Regions from separate parts of the Homo sapiens genome. Here region 1 is linked to region 2. The links are chromatin contacts, found by Hi-C or POLR2A ChIA-PET in ENCODE. All regions are on one chromosome and are shown on one strand. Each heading gives the region's core, a stretch centred on a gene start or an enhancer-like site at or near the end of the contact. The rest is flanking DNA. Distances are from core to core; before and after follow the strand shown. Region 1 overlaps LOC107984195 (a long non-coding RNA gene). Region 2 has its middle 35 kb from the start of LINC02668.

What was found. A loop is a pair of places that touch in the nucleus more often than their neighbours do. ChIA-PET counts read pairs that join two places held with the same protein, here RNA polymerase II (POLR2A). Pooled maps may share reads with other maps.
Region 1: POLR2A ChIA-PET joins it to region 2 with 10 read pairs in A549. The contact joins two enhancer-like sites. A Hi-C loop is called at or near these places in 1 of 168 maps with a recorded cell type or tissue (breast epithelium) and 1 of 50 pooled maps. POLR2A ChIA-PET finds 5 or more read pairs at or near these places in 3 of 52 experiments (A549, activated T-cell and naive thymus-derived CD4-positive, alpha-beta T cell).

Annotation. Positions count from the first base shown.
Region 1 is chr10:4,059,368-4,063,176 of GRCh38, reverse strand. The region is part of intron 4 of LOC107984195 (a long non-coding RNA gene); the gene reads right to left. Among named protein-coding and RNA genes, the nearest start is that of MIR6078, 70 kb to the right of the region's middle. Within about 2 kb of position 1,378, at least 14 of the 41 ENCODE cell types and tissues checked have a DNase peak (open chromatin) inside an H3K27ac peak, as active enhancers do; they include breast epithelium, where a contact is called at or near this core.
Region 2 is chr10:3,291,068-3,294,740 of GRCh38, reverse strand. No RefSeq gene overlaps it. Among named protein-coding and RNA genes, the nearest start is that of LINC02668, 35 kb to the right of the region's middle. Within about 2 kb of position 1,990, at least 4 of the 41 ENCODE cell types and tissues checked have a DNase peak (open chromatin) inside an H3K27ac peak, as active enhancers do; they include breast epithelium, where a contact is called at or near this core.

The DNA of each region.
Region 1 (3,809 bases), core at 129-2,628, 770 kb before region 2:
GGAGGTTCCCTTGGTGTCCCGCTAGGTAGTTAAGGGAAGCGAAGATTTCTTGATATGCATTACTCATGCAGGCCTATTGTGCATTTGAATCACCTGGAGATCTTGTCCACATGGTTTCTGGTTTGGGTGGTGGGGCGGGGCCTGAGAGCCTGGATTTCTGACAATTTTGGAGTAATGCCAGTCCTGCTGGGCCATTGGCCACACAGGTCAGGGGGCATTCACCTGTCATTATCTGTCCCATTCTTTCAGGCGCATTCGCTTGTTAACCAGAGACTGGGAGTTTTGTTGAATGCGTTCAAAGGCCTGTGACATTATTGCCCTGAGGCCACTGCAGCCCAGCTCTGTTCTGTAGGAATCAGTTTCTCTCCTTAGAGTGACAGGTGATCTCACCGCAGGGCTCCTTGGTTGAGTGTTGGCCCAAGGACACTATCAACTCTCAAGAGAAGCATCTGCCAGCCAGCCACCCATGATTCGCAGGGTTTAGGCTCTGGAACGGTGAAGAAGTGGCTCCACGCCATGGGCAGATCTGAAGGAATTCTTAGCAATCGTGTCCGTTCTGATGCTAAAATGAGGAAAATCTAAATCAACGCTGGGATGGACACAACAAAAGCAGAAATTCCAGCATATTTAGAAATAATCCCAATAATCCCAACCAGAAATAATCTAAGGTCTGCCATGGATAAAAATACAAAACCGGATTTAGGGCTAGATTCAGCAGGAAGGGCTTGTGGAATGACAGGAAGGAGAAGGGACAGGGAGGGGAGACACAGCTGATGGCCTCACTGTAGATTCAAGATGAGGATCAGTTAGAAGCATTTGGACAAAGGTCAAAGCTGTTAAAAAAAATTCATACACCATCAATCAAAATAAAACAACGTGAATGAAGTGACTCAGGGAACATGCAGTTTGGCTCAACTGTAAACTGCTTCAGTAACATCTTGCTCCCCTTCTCCTGGTCAAGAAACTACATTATTCATCTTCCAATAACAGATTATCGCCCTGTTCTTGGAATGAGAGGAGCTCCACATTGCTGGAAAATAGCACAGCTCACAACACCTAGAAGAATATCCACATGACTTTCAACATACTTTAGAAAAAAAATCACAACAAAGTGGCTCAATGACTAAAGAGAGACATTTCTTCTATTTGCCATAAAAACCAGAAAGGCTATTTGCAGAAAAAGAGCCAACATATTTTCTTGAAGTCATTGGTAGGCTGTCTCTTCCCCAAGCAGAAATTCAAAAACACAATATAAACATTTGGTTCAAGTCTTGGCACTTTCTGCAGTAAGAACAATACCCCTCCCTCTCCCTGGTGGTAGCAGAACTGGGGAGCCCTGGGCTGAGCCCGTTCCCTCCCTCTCTGCCATACTGCCTGCTGGAAGACTGGAGGAACGTCTAAACTTAGCACATCGTGGTGTAGGCAAGATTATGCAAGCACAAGGAGATAGTCCAAGCAAATGTTCTGAAATGAATTCATATCTTCAAGATCAGAGTCTAGACTTATTTGCCCAGACGCTCAGCACTTCCCTGCTCTTGTTTTTGAAAATTGTGGTCCTTGGCACCCAGTTAGTTTGTCCTATCTTCATAGATTCTGGGAGGGGGCCAGACACCAGCGTGACTGTCTATGCACACTGCGTGCTGGACTGTCATGTGTGAGGGCGTGTTGTGGGTGTGCCTGCACATGCCTGCATGTGTGAGTGCTCCTTCTTCAGGAAGTATTTTTACCTCATTGCACATTCCCCTTCCTGCATAAAATGAACTCCTTCCATTTCTTAACCAAAATGATTCTTGCCCATCAATCAGGATTCTGTTTAAATGTCATTTTCTTAAAGGTCTTAAAGGGTATCCTCAGATCACTGGAACCCAAGTAGGAATTTGGATAAATTATCTCATGTCCCAGTTCTTTTCCTTAACACATTTTTGCCATAATATATACCCTTGAATTTTTAATTGTTTAATGCCTGTCTCTCACTAGTCTACCAAATTACTGAGGATGGAGACCCTATCTGTTTCTTTATTGTTGTATACTTAACATATAACAAAGTGCTTAACACCTAGAAGCCAGGTAATTAATAAACAGTCAGATAAATACATGAGCAACTGAATAATAAAGATAACTCCATATAGTTATATGTGGAAATATATATATATTATATATACACTGTTGTGATTATCGTTATTACTTTTGTCATCACTGTTCTAATTTGGGGTTCAGTTTTTATTAATTATTTATAAAATTTAGTAATTTCTAGATTTACCATAATATAAATTAATTATTACTATCTAATACAAAATTACTGTTTACCAGCAAATTCTCACAAATAATTATTATAGTAACAAGAAACTATTACTATAACTAAATTATTACAAATTATTATTATAGTCTATGAATCCAACAGGAAACAGCAGCTCTTATTTTGAATAGGTAAGGTTTCTAAGCTGGAGGGATCAGGTCTTCCTTATCCAGCTTAATTTCTAGTCCTTCCATGACATTTTTCCAGATAATATGCCGGGACACCCTTAGCATTCCATCAAGTTTTGGGTAAGAATATTTTCCATCTCTGGCCAGCTTGATTTGCCGAGCTGTGCTAGATGTCAGCAGCTGCACTGGACATTAGCTGAGGGTAAATAATGAACATGCATCAGCTTCCAACTCTGTGCCAGCCTGTGCCACATCTTTGGCCCTGGGTAAGGTTAGCCTAAGTGATGCCAGCCAAACACCCTCTGCAGGCTCCTTCCCATCTTCTTGGTTCCCCTTCTTCCCCGATGCACGCCCCCCACCCCCCAAAAAAGTCTGTCACTCCTGCTGCTCAGCCTAAGGCAAGCTATACACAATTGTTGATGCACGAAAGAAGATATGCTGGACACACAAAATGAAACAAACAGAAACTCAAGGCCATCGACGCTAAAGCAACCCTTCTGGCTGGTGTTTGGAGACCAACACAAACTTTCTGGAGCATATGTCAGCATTTAAGATGGGAAAAAAATGGAAATCAAAAGAGTCCCTTTCCCCTGTTCCTGTCTCGCCACTCCCAAACCGTCGTTACTCTGGTCCCTTCAGGTGAAATTTAGGGTTGGTGGAAGGAGGGTGGTGCCCTGGGCCAGGTGGTCAAGAGTAGCATCACAGCTAGTTAAACTCAGGGCAACAGGAAGGAGACTAGACATTAACGACTGAGGTGTAGCTTCCTCTTGGCGGACGTTCCACATTACCACTGACTTTGTGCATCCCTGCTCATCTAAGCTGTGGTTAGATGTCATCTAACTTGTGGTTCTCAACTTTGGCTACCCGTCAGTCACCTGGGGAGCTTTGAAAACTCCTGGAAGAAAAGACCCCGGAGGCACCTCAGGCCAATTGGATCAGAATCCCTTGGGCTTCCAGATGGCTCCGATGCACCATTACAGCTAAAATGCTTGAAAAGGGTCACAAGGCGTTCAGGTGTTAAATCAGACACAGAACAGAAGAAGCAACTGCTCTGTTTAAAAATAAGAGCCACCTATAATGAATGCTATTTTTAAGAGGTTTTATACAAGCAAAATAAAGCATACAGCCAACGCCACTTTCTTTCTTTTTTTTTTTTTTTTTAAACACAGAGTCTTGCTCTGTGGCCCAGCCTGGAGTACAGTGGCACGATCTTGGCTCACTGCAACTTCTGCTTCCTGGGTTCAAGAAATTCACCTGCCTCAGTCTCCTGAGTAACTGGGATTACAGGCATGAGCCACCACACCTGGCTAATTTTTGTGTTTTTAGTAGAGACAGGGCTTCACCATGTTGCCCAGGCTGGTCTTGAACTCCTGACCTTGAGTGAT
Region 2 (3,673 bases), core at 741-3,240:
TGCTTGGCAATTGTGAATTGTTCTTTTTAGTTAAGGCCTCTCCTTTCATGTCGTTCTTTTGTTTTTGTTTTTCAAAATTATAAATGAATGTTTCCCCTTTGAGGAACCATGACAAATATGCCTGACACCTGGACACACGGTTTCTATGAGGAATGGCCTTGCACCTGCAGCCGCTCTGTGACTCGCTGTCCTCGGGTCCCTGGAAAGGACAAGCACTGCTCATGCCTGTGTTTTCAGGGACCTCAGCATTGCAGCCTCAACACCCCACACGGGCGTGGTGAATGGCTGTTCTTTCCTCTTTCTTTTCTGGAAACATCTGTGGTCAATTTTTTTTGGTGGCAGAAACCTTCATTTTGTGATTAACAACTCTGAGGCAGTAAAGGATTTGGAAGGAAGATCTGTTCAGGATTTAAAGGACAATGTACAATATCATGTTACTGGAGAGTCCGTTGTGGCCCGTCGTTTTGTAAATAGGACTTGAGTTTTGCTTTTTTGGCTCTGTCTTTCGCCTTTCAGCAAGCCTCTCACTTTCTGTCTTCCATGAGTCATTGCAGCAAGAAAAATGTTACCCTTAAAATGCCCTCTTTTCTGAATTTTTTTTGTACTACAGTTAAGGGAGCTGCTTTCTTCTCTTGTTCGCAATGTCCAAAAGGAAAAGTCAGCACAGCAAAATGGCATTGAAACGCCTCCGCCTCTTGATTTGCTGCCATTCCCCTTTATTCTGGGAGGGCTGGCAGAGCTGGAATGTCACCAGGTCCCCACTTGTCCTCGTGGTTGCCGGTGGGTCTCCAGCAGCATGCCAGCGAGCTTCCAAAGTGCCCGCCTAGAGGGCCAGGTTTCCTCATGTCTCAGCCTCCTCCCTTGCTGTGCGTAGCCAGCGTCGGCAGCCACAGAGGCAGCTGCTTCACTCACTCCTGCACTGGAGGGGAGGCAGAGGATGTTCCCTGGAGCCACCCAGCCAAGTGTGGCGGGTCATGGCGCAGCCCCCCAACTTCCCACCTGGCCAGCATTCCTCTCCACTTCCCACTCTAAATTAGACTCCCCTCACTAGGGAGGAAGACAGGACACATTGGGAAGGGGCCCCAGGGCAGAGATGACTCGGGCCTGCCTCTCCCACCCTCCGGAGTCACGGTTCTCTGATGCCAGGACAGATGAGCTCCAGCTCTCTCTCCCATCTTCAAGGAGCATCTGAAACAAACAGGAACTTAGATGGGTTTCTTTATGCTTTCTTGTGACATTGAAACACCCTGCAGAATGCATGTGGTAGATCAAGACTGTAAATGAGTTTCTTCTGCAGTATCTTCCTTTCGAATGTATGTGGGTCTTTGTGTGAGTGTGTATCACAGACATCATTAGTGAGAAAAGCTTTGGAGAGCTCATCACAGCTAGTTCTTTTCCCCCAGCATGCAAAATAGATCACTGAGCCAGCTGTTTATGGGAAATAATTATTACTCCCTGACAGCACCTAGGATTACAGGGAGAAAACTTTTAAGAAGAAGGCACCCAATTTCAGAAGATTTTGCTGATTAATTTTCTCACCACTTCCATTCAGTCTGCTTGCTTGCTCCAAAAATGGGTTTCTAAACTGGAAAAAAAAAAAAAAAAAAAAAGAGTGAATACATAACAGAGCATGTTTCCCAGGCAGCATTTTGTAACAGAACAATCATTTCCAAATGTCTCCTCTCCAGTTATAACGTCTTGAACCCTCTGCCACTCAGCCCCTTCAATGTGAAAGGGCTTCAGGCCTTCACCCGATCACATCTTTTGAATAGTAAACACAGAGACTGATGTGTGTCAAGGAAAGCACACTGAGAAATGTCCTTTCCCCCAGATTGCAGAGTAGAAAAGCAGTAACTGTGATTTATGTTGCTATTGTTCACAGTGCGCTCCCTGTTTATAGTTCATTGCATAGAAACAACCCGTCATTTACCAGAGAGGCATGTGAAGATGCGTTCATCCAAAGGAATGTTCCCTAAAAACAGTCTGTGCCTCCAGTGCCCCACCCCAGCACAAGAACGTGCACACACACACACACACACACACACACACACGTCAAGTCGAATACCATCTTGAATGAGCAAAAATAGCGTCCACCTCCAGGAGATATTCACATTTTCTCAGTGAGCTTTCTCAAGCCAAGCCTTAAATTGAGCTTGGAATTTCCTGGAGCCCTGGAAAGGCACTGGCCTTCGATTTAGCTCCACTGACCTTTGTTTAAGACATCTTCCCAGAGTCCCAGTTTCCTCATCTCTGAATTGGGACGATATAATCTGTGTACCTCTCACTTGGTGAGGTTCTCATGAGGAATAAAGGAGATGATGGCTTTAAAGTTCCTTTGATAACTTTTACGTTGTATTTAAATATTGGAGGTTTACGGTTTTTTAGAAACATTTGAAGCAGCATCTTCAATTGGAAGTATCTTCATTTGAAGTAGGGATATCTTATTTTTGACAATCCATGTACTAAGACGTTAAAATAACTTACATTACAATAATTAATCCACTTCTGTTTATTCCCTATCTGAATAGTAATTGCATCTTTACCAGCTGATGTGAAGCAAACTGTATGCCATTTGTCTTTACTTGGCAATAATCATAACTTATACATAAGAGGTCTTACTACTCGATAGACATCCTAAGTGTTTTCACAGATTCCCTCATCTGATCCTCTCAAATCTTATCAATACCATTCACAGATTCACTCCTTTGATCCTCCTCATATCCTAGAAATACCATTCTTCCTCTTTTGCAGCTGGAGAAGTCAAAGCTCAGGGAAATGAAGTAGGTTGTTCATGGTTCACAGGTAGTAAGTGACAAAGCCAGAGTCTGAATTCTGTTTTTTTTTTTTTTTTTTTTTTTTTTGAGACGGAGTCTTGCTCTGTTGCCCAGGCTAGAGTGCAGTGGCATGATCTCGGCTCACTGCAACCTCCATCTCCAGGGTTCAAGTGATTATCCTGCCTCAGCCTCCCAAGTAGCTGAGATTACAGGCACGTGCCACCACAACTGGCTCATTTTTTATATTTTTAGTAGGGATGGGGTTTCACCATGTTGGTCAGGCTCGAACTCCTGACCTTGTGATCCACCTGCCTTGACCTCCCAAAGTGCTGGGATTACAGGCGTGAGCCACCACGCCCAACCCCAGAATCTGAATTTATAACCAAATGCTGTGGGCATCCATCATCTTATTCTCTAGTATCAAAGGAAATCTGAATGAGTGTGGGAATTTCCAAATTGCCTTATAATTACTCAAATTAATTTACTGCTTGTAACAACTTTCTCAAAAGAAAAGCAGGTAGTGTTATTCTATTTTAGAAAAAAAAAACCTTAAAAATGAGATCATATGTCCAAAGTAATCCACTAGTAGCCCTGAGATTAAAACCGCTGCCTCTGATGCTTTGGTTTGCGGACAATGACCCACTGCAATGGTGAATTATGTGCCACCTTATTGTAAGTGGTAGAACAGAGAATTGGGGTTTCCAGGAAGATGGCCTAGCTCAGAGCTCATGCCTGAGGCCCCACCTGCCCCTGGGCTAGTGGGTGCTCCATGCCAGGCACCTGGGTAGACTTGAGCTGCTGTGTTCTGCTCAGACTATACAACTGTATCAGTTGGAATTGACTCAGGAAAACTGACCTTGTACAGAGGAAGGGGTTTCATACAGGAAAACAGGGCTTAC